3 separate regions of the Homo sapiens genome follow, and regions 2 and 3 are each linked to region 1. Evidence: read pairs that join two places in POLR2A ChIA-PET (ENCODE). Cell type or tissue: GM12878. All regions are shown on one strand. Region 1 overlaps LOC105369513 (a long non-coding RNA gene). Region 2 holds the start of LINC02703 (long intergenic non-protein coding RNA 2703). Region 3 has its middle 77 kb from the start of LINC02703.

The links. Peaks named below come from ENCODE experiments on the same cell type or tissue, not always from the same donor. Only the 100,000 strongest peaks of a DNase experiment are listed, where the experiment ranks them.
Region 2: POLR2A ChIA-PET joins it to region 1 with 19 read pairs; 1 of 35 experiments calls an interaction of 5 or more read pairs at or near these places.
Region 3: POLR2A ChIA-PET joins it to region 1 with 10 read pairs; 1 of 35 experiments calls an interaction of 5 or more read pairs at or near these places.

Annotation. Positions count from the first base shown.
Region 1 is chr11:116,071,076-116,076,075 of GRCh38, reverse strand. All of the region lies in intron 2 of LOC105369513 (a long non-coding RNA gene), which reads left to right. Among named protein-coding and RNA genes, the nearest start is that of LINC02703, 150 kb to the right of the region's middle. RefSeq lists enhancers at 1,615-1,664, 1,795-1,914. In GM12878, CTCF peaks have their summits at 2,174 and 3,113 (motif pointing right); DNase peaks (open chromatin) are centred at 1,395 and 2,035; H3K4me3 peaks cover 290 bases; H3K27ac peaks cover 2,197 bases.
Region 2 is chr11:115,917,665-115,922,664 of GRCh38, reverse strand. It overlaps LINC02703 (long intergenic non-protein coding RNA 2703), which reads right to left and starts at 3,029. Exons shown (of 7, transcript NR_187258.1): 1 at 2,354-3,029. RefSeq lists an enhancer at 3,184-3,333. In GM12878, no CTCF peak of the experiment used is centred here; DNase peaks (open chromatin) are centred at 970, 2,704 and 3,094; H3K4me3 peaks cover 795 bases; H3K27ac peaks cover 4,867 bases.
Region 3 is chr11:115,993,821-115,998,820 of GRCh38, reverse strand. No RefSeq gene overlaps it. Among named protein-coding and RNA genes, the nearest start is that of LINC02703, 77 kb to the right of the region's middle. RefSeq lists enhancers at 1,821-1,970, 2,494-2,593. In GM12878, no CTCF peak of the experiment used is centred here; DNase peaks (open chromatin) are centred at 1,821 and 2,460; H3K27ac peaks cover 2,220 bases.

The DNA of each region.
Region 1 (5,000 bases):
TTCAGACAGCCAGCAGCTGAAAATTGGAGTTTGTTTCCCAGTGAGGGTATAGAGGATCCTCTTGTGACATCAAGCCTCTTAACCCAGGCTGTTGCCTGAGCCGATTGCCATTTCCCTGGGTCTGCTGAGTCACCAACATAATCATTTAAGGTCATAGAAGAGAAACTGAGGTCTCCCCTTTCCACTTCCACACCCCAGGTATATGCATTATCAAGAATTTGGTAATGTGTGTAATGTATATACCTGGGGCGTGGAAGAATTTGGTTCAGTGTTAGGAGAATTTGGACAACAGAACTTTAGGAGAATCCCAGATCCTGAGATTAAACATGTCGAAGACAATGCATCAGCTAATATTTGGATACAGAATGTTCCCATTTACACAGTTTTTTCATTGGTGTTCACAAATGCAGGGCAGGAGGTAGGCTGCGCAAGGCTTACCATCCCTCCCATTGTACGGGTGACAAACAGATACTTAGGAGGGTAAATGAGTCTCTCAGCATAATGTGTCAGAACTGAGACACTAGTTTCCCTGGACTCAAATCCTGTGTTCTTTGCACTTCCCATTTAAAATATTAACATACTAGAATACTACATGCTAATGTAGTATAATGATTTCCTAGAACAGTAACAGGGAGAGGTGACTTTTATCTTTAGATCAAGAATAAGGAGTTTCCAACTATAATAAAAGGGATTTGGATTAGGCATTAGAAAGATATCTTCCTGGCCACTCTCCATTTACATCTCCATCCTACCTTAAATCTCTATCAGGGAGAGATGTGAGTCATAAGAACAGGCCACTGAGGGAGATTAAAATTTTCCCACTTATAACCTTTAAAAATGTGGGTACTGCTCTTGATCAGGAAACAATTTTGGGGTTGTCCTATTTAGAGACACCCATATCTCCCTTGAGCTTTCTTTTGCCTTCCTTCCTATCCTCCATAGCCAAGCCTGGGCATCAATCTGGGGCACCTGCCAGTCATTTATCTATCCACTCAGCAATATGTGTTGTGCTGGACCATAACTATATCAAAGTCTCAGTAGGAGATATGTTTCCCTTCAGACAGTCCAGATAAAGGGGCTCCAAGGAAGGAACTAGTTACAAAGGTATGAGCAGGCTAAGGGACCAAAAAGGCATGGCAAAGGATCAGAAACCTGCAATATCAAGACAGCCAGGGGAAATGGAGCTACTGGAGCCCATGAGCACTGGAATCATGGAAGAGAGGCTGTTTGGCAAGAGCTGTAGCAGCTGTAGCTGTAGAAGGACCCTCCTGCCAGATCCACAGTGTCAAAGCAGGGAAGGAGTGGCCTCTGATGCTCACACTGGACACACCCAACAAGGAACCAGTCATCAAGAGAGCGTGGGAGGTGCAATTGGCAGAGGTCAGCCTCCTGGGGCCACAGCAGGTTGCAGAAGAGTGGAGCATGGACTGGAGGGGGCAGAGGGCAAATGGAGAATAGACAGCTCAGTAGGAACCAAAGCCACACAGTCCCCGCCCTCCTCTAGCTTTCATTCTAATGAGGCAGCCAGATAATAGATATTTACACACAAAGGGTGTGTTGCAATAACAGCAGTGATGCATGCTATGAAGAAAAACAGAGCAGCGAGAGCTGGAAGTGGGAAGGGGAGCTATTTTAGATGCAACGGTCAAGGAGGCCTCTGAGGAGGTGATATTGTGCAGAGAACTGAATGATGTGAGGGACTGGTAGTCAGATTCCAGCGAGGCGAGATAATCTCATTAGGGAAAAGTGAGGGGGATAAAGTGAAGGCTGGCTCTGCAGAGTGTCCCCCACCCCCACAGCTGAGGGCAGAGCCTGGACCCACTCATATCTCCCAGCCCCAATGCGTGATGCAGAAACTCTAGAAGAGGACAAAGGGAGAAATGCCACCAAAGGTGTGCCCGACATCACTGGTGACGAGCGTGAGAGAGCCCAGAGCTCCCATCTCAGTTGGCTTGGCTCACACGCTGCACGCACAGCTCCCCACACAACCATAGCAACAGATTCATTCTGAATGAGGCGGAAGCATGTCAGTGCTGTGCGGGGGTTTCAGAGCTTACTCAGCGAGAGACAAGTGTGGGGAAGGAAGGCCGCTGTTACCAATTGCTAGGCAGTGACCCAGAAAATGCTTCAGACTCCCGTGGCTGCTCCCCAAGAGTTGGAAGAGAGTGGCAGCTGGTGGACAGGTGGTGGAGCACCCACACTCAGCGATGGTTGTTCTCCACAGTGGTCTGGGGCTCAGGAGTGGGCTATAAATGGCATTGTGAGGGACTCACACCCACCTCCCCCTAACTCAGAGACAGTTTCTCTCTTTCTCTCTCTCTCTCTCTCTCTCTCTCTCTCTCACACACACACACACACACACATACCCCTAGAAGTGCAGGATTCCATAAGAGCATGTAGCAGAAACACAAAACAAGTACATAGTGGTTCCAGGAAGGCTTCCTGGAAGAAGTGGCATGTAAGCTGAGACCAGAAAGCAGATGAGTTAGCTGAGCAAAGAGAAGGTGCAGAAACATTCCAGGCAGAGGGAACAATGTGTAGAGGCTCAGAAATGAGAGAGAGAGCAAGCTGGCCCAGGATTGGGAACCAACAGAAGTTCAGAATGGCTAGAACAGAAAGTGGGAGAGATTCTGGAACAGATGCGGCTGGTGGGGGGTCATCCACATTCTCCTTCTGGTCCCTCCTGTGAGTCCTCGGCTGCGAAGGTGACACTCTTATTTCCAGAGCAGTGTACAGTTTGCAAAGCGCTTCTGTGTCTATTTTTCATCAGTTTCTTTGTCACACTCATGATGGACAGCAGGGCTGGGACTGTGAACATGGGTGAGAACAAAGGGCTTTGTGACATATGGCAACTCGTTCAAAGGCACACAGCTAAGGGTCAGCAGCAACACACTGCACTCCTGACTCCTGCTCTGATACTTGCCTCACTGGAACCGTCATCCCCTCTCATGTGGCAAATGCAGCTGGGTATGTGGTCAGTGCAACCTGTACTTCTACAGCCACCAGCCTGCAGGCTGGACCCCATTAGAGTGAGGAACGGAACCCCTGCTAGCCAGCCTCAGGTACATGCTCTGGGCATGCGCATGCGTGAGTGTGAGCATACTCAGCCTCCAGGGGGCCCCGCCTGGCACTAGATTCTGTTGTTGAAGCTTTGGTTTCTGAGTCCCATCCTGCTCCCCAACTTGGGCCAAGGGGTCCCTGGACAGAACCTCCAGCACTGTTTCCAAGGCACTTTTTCTCCTCCTAAGACGAGGCTGCAAATCCTCTAGTCTTAGCGTTTTGTTTGGTTGTGGCTTTGCTCTCTGGCATTTTCCACGTCACCCAACTGCCTTTCATGCCTCACTTCCGCGTGGTTGTTTCGCGCCTGCATCTTTTCTATCATGTTCCTTCTCCCTTTGTTCTGGGGCTTCTGTGATCTGCCCTGAGTGCTCCATCCTTTTGCAGGCTCTGCCTACTTTCCCTCCCTCCTGTGCTAGACTGCCCGGCCTCTCTCTTCCTCCTCCTCCTTCCTCTCCATCTCCATCCCCTCTGGGCCAGCCATCCTCCTATTTCTACAGCAATACCTCCCTAGAGAGAGATGCCCCAGACCCTAGAAGAGCTGGCCTGGGGGGCTTGAACTTGCTTCCCAGAACTGTGCTTCGGGGAGTCCAGTGGATGAGGAGGCATCACGACTCCACTGCCTTTGAACGGGAGGGGAGGAGAAGGGAGGCGCACACAGACTGAAGGAAAGAGCAGCTATTAGTCACCAGGAGGAGAGAAAGAAAAGGAATTGGTCCAGCAGCAGGGGGTCCAACAAAGCTCACACAGCCCAAATCAGCCCTGAATTTAATAAGGGGATGGGAATTAGAAGCAGACAGGGAAAGGCATTGCTGCTGGCCCAGCTTCTCCCCTCCTGCAGCCCAAGGGGAGGAAAAAAGGTGAGCCTGCAGGCACCTGGGGTAGATACCTCTTTGTGTCTTTGAAAGCTGAGGGGAAGAATAACGGGAGGCAGAGAGAACAGATAGAGGCAGGAGAGAAAGGGACAAATAGCTGCTCGCATTACTTCTGTGCTTTATAGGGGCTTCAAACATCCCATATGCATCCCCGTGAAACAGCACAGAATGCAGCGTCCTTTGTAGCTGAGTGCTTTTCCTTCTGCCCAATTATTTCCCTTTAACATAGTTCGGTGACAGGAACAAATATTTGGATAAATTCAATAATAGTGGTTGCCACCTCTAGGTATCAGGCCCTAGGTAGGTGCCAGGGATCAGCAATGAATAATGCATGGTTCATGCCCTGAAGATGGGCACAGTCTAGAAAGAGACAAAGACAGTTACAGTAACAATTCAATCCGGTTGACCATACATGCAAAGTCCTGTGGTGACCCAGCTCTGCCTAGAGGGTTAGGAACACTTCACAGAACGTGGACTCTAAGCCAAGACTCAGAAAACAAGGGAGAGTTAGGCAACCAGGTAGAGAAAGGGTAATCCCAGCAGTCGGAAGAAAATTGCTCAAAACCTTGGAGCCATCATGGGTCTGGTGTGTTTGGGGAATGTAGGGGCACGTCGGAGCAAGAAAGAACAAGCCAGGGGAAGCTAGCAGCTGATTGCCCTTGGGGGCTCTGGTGGATAAGTCGCAGTGGGATGGGAAGTTCAAGAGGCTCCTGGAATTCAGGGATAAAGGATAAAGGAGTCACCACCCATCTTCCTATATGACTCCCAATGTGACTAAGCCATGCTTCTCAGTGAAGGTTCCAAAAAGGGCGTGGGGACCAGGACCTTTGTTTAAGACGTCTTAAAGGAGTCTGGGTTTTTGTTGGCCTGGCTTTTGGGGGAGGTGGCAGGTGTTATGCATCTCCATGTAATAGTACCCTCCTCTCTGCTTTTGCTTCCAGTCATGAAGATCTTCATTAACTCTCCCCCTCCAACTCCCCCGCCCCAACACACACACGCTCCTTGGAATATGTTCATTTCCACTCATCTATAATGGCCTCAGGCCAGAGTTTATTTGTTCTCTTCCAC
Region 2 (5,000 bases), 150 kb after region 1:
GAAGAAGAGAGCTGGGGCACACACAGCTCTGAATGCAATTCAACAACAAGTATTTATTAATTGTCTATTATTTGCCTGGCACTTTACTGGGCACTGGGGACATGGGGAAGAATAAGCACAGTCCCTGCCCTAAATCTGACAGGGGATGCTGCCATGTAAACAGACATTGCAGCACACTATGAGGTGCTGTAGTAGAGGCTATCGCTGCATGTACAGGGAGAAGAGGCATAAAAATGGAGAGGAAGTCAGGAGGAGTTAAAAAAAAAAAGCCACATAGAGATCAGAGGACACTTTAGAGGAAACCATGAGGATGAATTTGAGTTCACCTGGTGGGGCAGTATAGGGGCAAAGGAGGTTGAAGGGAGGACATTCCAAGAATAAAAAATCAAAGGAGCAAATGGGCACAGTATATTCAAGGCAGAGTGGGTAGTCCCTGGGGAGAGAGAAGGGAGCAGAGAGATGCCTCTGCAGAAGTCTCCTGGGACCAGAACATGAAGAACATGAACAATACCCCAAGGAGTAGGGCTTTTGTCTAGGAGACACCCAGGGTTATCAAGCAGCAGTTTTGGGTGCTCCTCTCTTATAGAATTACGCTCTCTCTCCTCTACGGCCACAGACAATCAAGGGTGGGCAGCAGTAAGTGGGGCTTACAAGGGGCTATTCATCTTTCTTCAGCAGACTTTTGAGCACCTCTCCTTCTTCTTTCCATCTCAGCCTCACATCCTTCCAGTAAGAGACAAAATGATTTCAGATCAGGGCACAACAGATGGAGGCACAAAAACACAGAAAGATTGGGGGCTTGCCCAGGGGTGCTCAGTGTCTGCTCTGGGTCCAGCTGCCCTGTCCCACTCCTGACTCAATTACTCCATCATCCAGATTTAACTGATGAAAACCATTAATCACTGAACTGGTCAAGGTCGAAAGGATGAAATCCTGGAATGACCAACCAGCAACCAAAACCATGCACATCCTGGATACCTTGCCTAAAGCTCAGCACAACAATGCAAAGCGTGTATCAGTTTCCCATGAGAAAACTAAAGCTCGCAGAGATTATGTAACTTACTCATCATCACAGAGCTAGTGAGAGACTGAGTTGGGATTGGAAGCCAGGTATAGTTGACACAATGGCCTGTTTTCTGTTTACCATCACTTATCAGAACAGTAAGAGTTAGGGGAAAGACGGGATGGAGACTGGGTGGAGATGGCATCCAGAATTGATCCAGTGCCAAGGACTAGAATCTTGTTAATTCCACTCTATGATGTGTTAGAAACAAGGGGGTGGGAGAGGACAACATAGTTGTGTTAGTTTTGTGTTGCCATTTTTTTTTTAAATCTCTGAGATGTCCCAAAATGTTGACTTTGTAAATTTGTTCAGTGAGGAGGTGGGTAAACACAAGCATTCGGAATGTGAACAGCATCATCCAGCCAGAACGCCCAGCAGGTTTGCAGAGGTAGATGTAAAACACTACAAACAGCATGCGGGAGCAACCAGCTCTCCCTGAGAGGGAAGTATAGCCTCAGCATGGAACTGGAAGCCCCCTAGAAGGCCATGGCATGCTGAGAGGGAGGAGAGGCACTCTGCCAGGCCTTCCAGCTATCCCTCGGGGCCCTCTCTTCAGGAGGGCAAGGCCGTACAGTTCACAGCACACCCATTTCAAGCCTCAGTGAGTTCAGTGAAATGCCATTTCCCCAGGTCAGCATTTTACATTACACCAGCCCAGTATCCCTGCTTGACTGCAAAGCATTAACTAGGGCCCTGCCTCAATCAAACATGCTGCCATGGTGTGACAGGATGCATTCTGTGTAACGACAGGCAGAATGTCAGAGACCTGGGGAGGAAAGCTTGCAATCTGTCCAACAGTGCAACGGGAAGCTCAGGAGTTACTGAGCACCTCGTCATTGGAAGCATCCAAGAAGACATTGGATAGGCATCTACATTGCATAGTGTACTGGAGTCACATTTGGTCTGAACTGGAATTCTGGCTCTACCATTTATTGGCTCAATTTCCTGCAGCCTCAGTTTACCCATTGGAAATGGGGGGAAATAAGGGTATCTATCTCACAGGGTTGTTGTGAGGAGAAGATCATGCATAAAAATGGCTTAGCACAGTGCTCCATAAATGAGAGAGACAATGATGAAGGTGAAGGTGCTGGCGATGGCGGTGGTGAGTATATAAAGAGGAAGAGGAGAGTGAACACATTCTTGACTCTGAAGGGAGTTTAATGAGGAGCAGTTGCAATGGGGCACTCTGTAGAACTTGCCATTTTGACAGCCCTGCTTCCATGTGGAGAGCTAAATAGAGGAGGCTCTGGGAAAGTTATCCCACAATAAAACCCACCCAGCCCTTCCTACCTTCGTTGTGAGTCAGACACATTCTCCCATGCCTAACCCTGCCTATGTTCTCTCCCAGAACTCTGGACAGAGAGATACAATTCAGCCAATTAGAGCACTGCTTAATTGCTAGCATTTTGCAAACCACTGCCTTATTGGCTAGAAGGGCAATAATATCAAAAAGACCTCCTGGTGACTTCACAGTTGGGAAAAATAGATGCTCCTAAGTCATCCCTTCTACCCTCCTCTAAGTAACAAACACCTTTCTCCCCTGGGGAAATTTCTTCTTTCATTTGCTGTAAAGTGACTTCTGCTGAAGTGTGTGTTTTTGAAGTGGAAAATTGAAAGCACATGATTCATTCCAAAAGCAAACTGTTAGTTCACAGCTGAGAAATCACTTTGCTATTGGTCCAAAGAGTTGCTTCTCAGGTTTGAGGGGGGCAAATTTGTAACTCCACTTTCACCCTCTCCGACTACAGAACCACTCCATTGACAGACCAAGAGCCAGAGAAATGAAGATCGAAATAGCACCTTTATTCCTGATAATGTTAAATTAGAGGGGGTGGCTTGTGTCAGACCAGAATGACCTGCTACTCTACCCCTGAGCTGATCTGATCCCCCAAAACTTCAGGCTTCCCCAGTCGGGGCAGAGCCAGCCCCACGAATCTTACCACATGGCTGACAGCAGAGCTTGTGTGTTCTCCCAGGGCAGGCATATACCAAAAGAGAGGGAGAGGGAGGGGAAGAGAGTGAGTCATACATAAACTCAAGTGACAAATCACTCCTAGCTGGGTCAAAAAGGGAGTAGAGAGGGGCCAAGTGTGTGGGGTCAGGGAAGTCCCTCTATATGAAAACTAGAGAAGGAAGGGGATAAAAATTCCCCAGATTTTTGTTATCTTAACCAGCTGGGCTTAATGTTTAACCCCTGGACAACCAGGTATGTGGTCATCTGGCTCCAGGAGGGGATGAGCTAACTATCTGAGCAGGAGGTCGCTCCCCCAGCATCAACTTCTGTTCCTTCCTGTGCCTTCCTGGGACCATCCTAAGACACTGTTGATTTCACTTCCATAAGCCTCTGAGATGAGCCAGAACAGTGTGTTAATAAAATCCAGTCCAAGGCTATGTTGTGTCTAAGACTGCAAGTTCAGAGCCTGTTCTATTTCCAATCCAAATTGATGTCCAGCCACATGGACCACTAACCTCATCAGAGGTTCTGTAATGAGGTTTAATAGCAGAGTGAAGATACTTCAATAATAAAATGCATAAAGAGCTAATAAAAAATGCATAAAGATTTCTTCAATAATAAATGGGAAAATAAGATGTCCCAAATTTGGATATAAACCCTTCCCATTATCAAATTCCTAGGGAAAAATTTAGAGATTAAAATCCCAAAGAGATTAAAGTCCAAAATCAAAGTATTTAGCCCTTGCGAATTAAAGCCCAAAGAAAGTCCAAATTGCCCAAGTTACATTTAAGTTTAAAGCAGTGGAGATCCTCCCCAGTTCCCTACTCTGCTCAGTCTCAGGCAGCAGCACTCTTGGTGTCTGAGCAGAGGGAGGAACTCCGTGAGCAGCTGGATCCTGAGTTGGCTTCCACTGGGGTGTATGTGTGTACCTCCTCAGAACCTCAGAAATGAGATCATTCAACTCCAAGCCTCTCATGCACTCCCTTTTTTAACAGCCCAAATAATTAATAGCACATTAAAGCTTATCAAAGCTCTCTCCTGACACCAATAAAATTTAGAAAACCAGGCATTCTGAAGCCCCTACAGCAGTTGTCCCAGGCAAAATTATGTGCCCAGCCCCAGTGCTCAGTTTTGCCAGAGACCATAGCAGAGCATCCTGGTACCTGAGGGAAGCAGGAAGCCAGAGATGGTCCCGGTCCAGCCCTAACAGGTTCCCATCAGTGCCTGCCAGTATCCCAGAGTCCATGACCTTTACCCATCAATCACAGGGTTATTCCTGGCACTGTTTTATTAATGCCCTGTTTCTCCCTCCATGGAGAACACCACCATATCCCCACATGCCTGGACTCTCCTCTGCTGGAATTGGCCTCTCCCTGCTGGCACCTCCCAGGCCAGGGCTCAGCACCTGAAATGGCAGAATATTGGCTGCTCCAGCAAGGAGCCAGACTGGGATGGAAATTTCAAAGGAAATATCCAGAAACTGGTTTCACAGCTCAAAACCCTCACTCTTGTCAAGGGTATTAAAAAAATAAGTGTGTGGGAGGTTGACAGGAAGGTATTTGTGAAGAGGGCTTCTTTAGAGACAGGTGAGCTGTGAGTTCCACCTCCCTAAGGGGAGAGGCAGGTGTAACTGTACCTTATCTCCAGTCTGCTAGGGGGTCTTCAATGGGACCACTCAGACAGCAGAGTGTATGTCCCCTGTAGTGTGGGAGAATGAGTGCCTGACATGTGACCTTCACCTGTAAAATCTGGGTGACAGAAGGGAGGAAAGCAGAGGAGGTGGCACATGGGTGAGTTGCTCTCCCAGTATCTGCTCAGGCAAAGATGCCTAAGTGTTTCCTAGGGTTTTCATATGGGCTTTGCAAGCAAGAGAGCTGGGATGGTACAAAGTTAGGCCCTGCCCACTGGGCCGCATGCAGGAACAATGGGACCTCTGCCGATACAAGCTGACCATTCAACCCCTGCCCTGTTGCAGGCACTGGC
Region 3 (5,000 bases), 77 kb after region 1:
CTCCAACACCATCCCTACCTGTCATATATACACACGGGCAGTTTGCACTTGCTTTTGTTAAGGCAAAGCTGGTCATGACATTATCTAGTCTAAAGCCCTTCAAGGGCTCTCCATAATCCTATAGGACAAAAAATCCCAATTCCATAGCATATAAAAAGCCTTTCCTGATTATAGCCTTCTCTACTTCCTGCTGGTTTTTGAGAGCCAATTGAGCATATTTTTTTCCCAGCTTTGAGTTTAATGATGTCTTGGAAGTTTGAAATCAGCCATGTTGGGTATGTTTACACTATAGAAATTGGCATGCTAAAAATCAGGGTTCCCGTAACCCCACCCCAAAATGCTGGTTGTTCAAATTTTACCAGCTCATCACTGCTTTCTCTCACATTTTCCACATTGAAATGTTAGATATACTCTACTGAAATGTTAGACAACTTGAACTTTCTAGAACATGGCCTTTCAGAAGCTGTTCCTTCTACTTATAATATTTTTGTCTTTTCTTATTAACGATGCACATTTCTTTTACCCTTCAAGTCTCAATTGAAACATCACTCTCCCTATGAATGCTCTCCCATCCACTCCAAGAAGAGTGGGTCTCTTCCTTCCCTGTTACCGCTACACATCATTGGTGTGATATTTAATGATTGTGTTTTGCTGCATGTAATAACCTGAATTGCTTGTGTACTTACATGGTGTTTTTCCCCATCATACTGTGAACCCCTTCTTGTCAAGGACCATCTCTCTGTCATCTTTGGATGTCTATTAGCCTATCATAGTGCCTGGCATATAGTAGACACTCAATAATTGTTTCTGCAATGAATAAATGGGAGGATGAATGAATAAACCCATTGGAGGGGAATATTCAGAACAAAGAGCTTGGAGCAATACCAAAATGCCTCATTTTGGAGGGCATTTAATGCCAGATTTGGACTTTATCTTATAGTAAATGGAGAACCACTGAAGTTTTTCTGACAAGGGAAGTGACCTGTAACAAACCTTGTTTAGGATGGTTAGTCTGACAGTAGTGTTCAGAGGGGAATGAGAGAAGAGGAATCGGAGGAAAGAACTCTGGTCAAGGGGATCAGAAATTGAATAGGTGAAAAGGTAGAGTCAGAAAGTGGGCTCAGCAGAGGCACGCCTACCAGTCACTGGCATCCTGGGATGAGCATGGGGGAGAATTAATGTGATAGTGAGAAGCCCAGAAATAATAAGGAGAATTTGGTTTGCTTGCCTTGAAGAATAGAAAATGTAAGGATACGTGATGGCTCTCTTCAAATCTTTGACAGCTACTCCCAGGGGAACAGAAATTAGCCAATTTATTTCTGTATTCTGAGTTTCCCAGAGGTCAGAACTAAGACAAATATAAGGAAGACTTTTTTTTATCCATTAGACATGTCTAAAAATGGAGCAAGCTGCCTAAAGAAGTAGTGAGTACCTTGTCACAGGAAATGATCAAGCAGGGCAATTGGTAGGGTATATTACAGAGGGAATCCAAGAATTAGACCAGGTAATTTTTCTGGCACTTAAGATTCTGTTATTTTCTGCTGGATTCTGTCCCATTGAATTTGAGATAACAGTGCAATTTTCAGATGCAGTGTCCAGGAGCTGGAGTTCCTGGACATAAAGCCAACGAGACCTCTCAGGGACAAAACTGTACTCTGAGTGTTGGGTGCCCAAGCCCAGTACTGTTTACATTATACCATAGTTATCCCAAAGAAAACAGCCAGTGACAAAAAGTGGCAGTGCTGTGTTGAGTCATCTCCGTGACTTCTCGAACCCCAGGAGGGTGTCAGGAGGCCATGAAGAAAATGCCCCACAGCAGCTTTCCTTCCCCTTCTTAGCTTCAGAAGATGACCTCACTGTGTTTTCCTCCAACAATAGGGTGTTCCTCAAGTTCTCTTTTCTCCAGCACAGCGTTTCTTCTGCCTTTACACCCTCAAAGGCCCTCTGTCTTGCTGTGACATAGTCCTCCACATGTGTTCTTGGTCCCATTTCCCTTCTCCCCCTTCTAGGATCTTCCTCCATCTCTCTTGGTAACCAATCTTTGCTTTTTATTGGTTCTAAACATTTATAAGTATTTTTATCCTAGAACAAAAAAGTCCCTAAAATTACTAGTCAGCCTCCATTCACTCAAATTTGTAAAGTGGATGCTCTAGTCTTGTTGCCCTTGACCTTGGCCACATCCTTGCACCTCACACCTTTCTTACAGTCCAACTTCAACCCCAAGGTGCTTTTCTGAAAGACAACCATGTAACACAGCAGAAACAGAATATGATTTGAGATCAGAAGGCCTGGATCAGTTTCTGGATCAGCCACTTACTATCCGAACCTCGCTTTCTTCATCACATTTGTTATGAGCATCAGATGAGCTAATAGATGAGGAAGACGTTTTCTCCCCATGAACTGAAAAACACTGTACAGTTGTTAGTGTTAGTGAAACTGCTGTCACAGAGATGATCAGTGATGTCTTTCACCACCTGCTTCAAGGGCCTTTTCTCGGTTCTCCATCTCATAGTGTCTTGGCCACATTTGAACTTGCTGTGCCCTCCTTTGTGAAACTCTTTACTTCCATGGTTTCCTTTTCATTTGTTTCTAAGAAATTAACATCTCATTTCCAGTTTCCTCTCTGCATCCTCTTTCTCCCGCAACATCCAGATTCCTATAAGTTGTCTTCCCTTTTCTGCTGTTCCTCCTTTACTTCCAAGTGAGGGAATAATCACCCTTCCATGGATTCAACTATCTCTTCTGGATGCATAACCAATTCACATTTCTCTCCCAAGTTTTGGTCCCGGATTTAAAACCCTGCTGGATTTCTCCTCTGGTTTTCCTGCCAGGATCTCAAATTCTTTATTGTTGTCACAAGATAAATCAATGCATCTTTGCAGAGCCTCTGACAAAGTGGTTTGAAAAGGCCAGGGACTGAAATATTATTGGCCAGCCCTGCAAAGGAGTGCACTTATCATCAGGGCCCATCTCCCAAATGCCAATCAGAGAGAACAATTCCTTTTATGTAAACTTCATGTTGTAAATTATAGTATCTGCATGCCAAGTAGAGGATGGTAATATTCACTCCCATGAGTCTCTGGGTATTGCTAAAGCATTTTATGAATTGACAACTCTCCCATATTATCCATCTCTCTGGGTTCTATATTCTTGGTTTTGGAAACTGTCAATGGCCAAAGTCTATAAGCTGAGTTCCTGGGTCCTTCCCAAACCCTCCTTGATGGGTAAACAAGGTGATCATCAAAAGAGTAATAAGACCAATTCTTATCAGATTTCTTTTTCCTGGTCTGAGCCAAGAGAAACCACCCATTTAGTCCAACTGGCCCAGAAATTCTGTCCTTTTAATATTTTGAGTTGTATTAAACTATAAAAAATCTCTTCTTTATATCATAGCAAATATATGTGATCTATCTGTGTTTCCCTCTACTGGTCTCTTTAATTTATGTTAGTGGTAGATGTTTAATAAATGTTAGTTTTCTTTCCCTATTTCCCCTTTCTCTATCAGACTGCCAGAGCCATGAGGGGAGGGACTTAGTATTTCTCATTTTTGTACCCCTAATGCCATGCCTTATTCATCCACACATACACATACACACACACACACACACACACACACACACACAGTTAAATTGAACTTATTAAAGTAAGTATAAAATATCTATGTGGGTGGTGTGGGAATATCCAATTTTTAAACAGTATCAAGAAGGATAAGGTATGATGTCTTTTGCATTGACTGGTGGGGCGTATTATCCATATAATATATCATGGTTGTGTCTGAATGTAGCACTTCTGATCCCCAACCTGTAGCTCCAGAGAACCTTCTCTAGTCTCATCATCTTGTGTCTAACCCCTTAGCATTGACCAGGACCCATTCCCTACTTGCCCCTCAGTATGGCCAGGTAACTGGCAAACGGCAGTGTGCTGGAGGCAGCTCTCACAGGTTAGTGACGATCCATTGTACACATCTCTTCCCAAGTCTGCATTAAGGGATATCACATTGGCAACTTTAAACTGGCAATGTGGGAGTATTTACACCATGGTAACTGGCAACCACTGCAAATCAGGGCTTTCTTTTCCCCCTGAGAGCTGGCTGTAAAACATTTACTGCCACACCATTGTTGTCAACGTTATTCCTCGTTTATCTCTTTGCATGACTGGCTTCTTCTAATCCATAAATTTCAGCTCAAATATCACCTCTTCTGAGAGATATTTTTATCCCAAGTTACCCCCACTCCCTTCACTTTCTATTATATCATCCACTCTTTCCTTCAGAGGGTATATTTCAATCTGTAACTATCTTGTGCATGTATTTTGTGTACTGGTTTATTGTTCATCTTCCTCCCTAGAAACCTTATCTTGTCTCATTCACTGCTGTATTCTCAGTATCTAGTACAGGCTCAGGCACATAGTTGGTGTTTCAAAAATATCTACCTGAAGAATAAATAAAAACAATAAATGATTCTAACATCTCAGGCATCAAAGATGCAAAATACAATAGTTTATATACTTGTGTGTGTCTCCTACTACATTCTGAGTGTTTTGAGATTGATTTTCAACATATTCCCAGGACCTAGCACAGTGCCTGGAACATAGCAGAGGATCATTAAATTTTTAAGATGAATAAATGTAACATTAGAGACCAGCCAACTCATGTAAGTTTCCCTGTAACACCCCAGAGAACTCTATTCCTTCACCTTCGTCAACAGCATAAAAACACTACTGTTTTCTTCTGAGAAAGCAAAACCTCAAGGCAGGAGTTTGTCCCCACCAGCACTGCTGGAAAGACTGGGGTGGCATCAATTTATCTCATCCAACCTGTATTTTTCTTCTCTGACTGGGTCAGAGCAATTCATTATGTCACCCTTAGGCAAGTCCCCAAATGGGAATGAGAAAGGCCATGGCCCCGTCTCTTCCAGTGGGCTGCAGCAGAGATAGCTTTCCTTGCATGGATGAATAGCTGTAAGCCACCTTTGCCCCAGCCTCCTGGAGAAGGCAAAAGA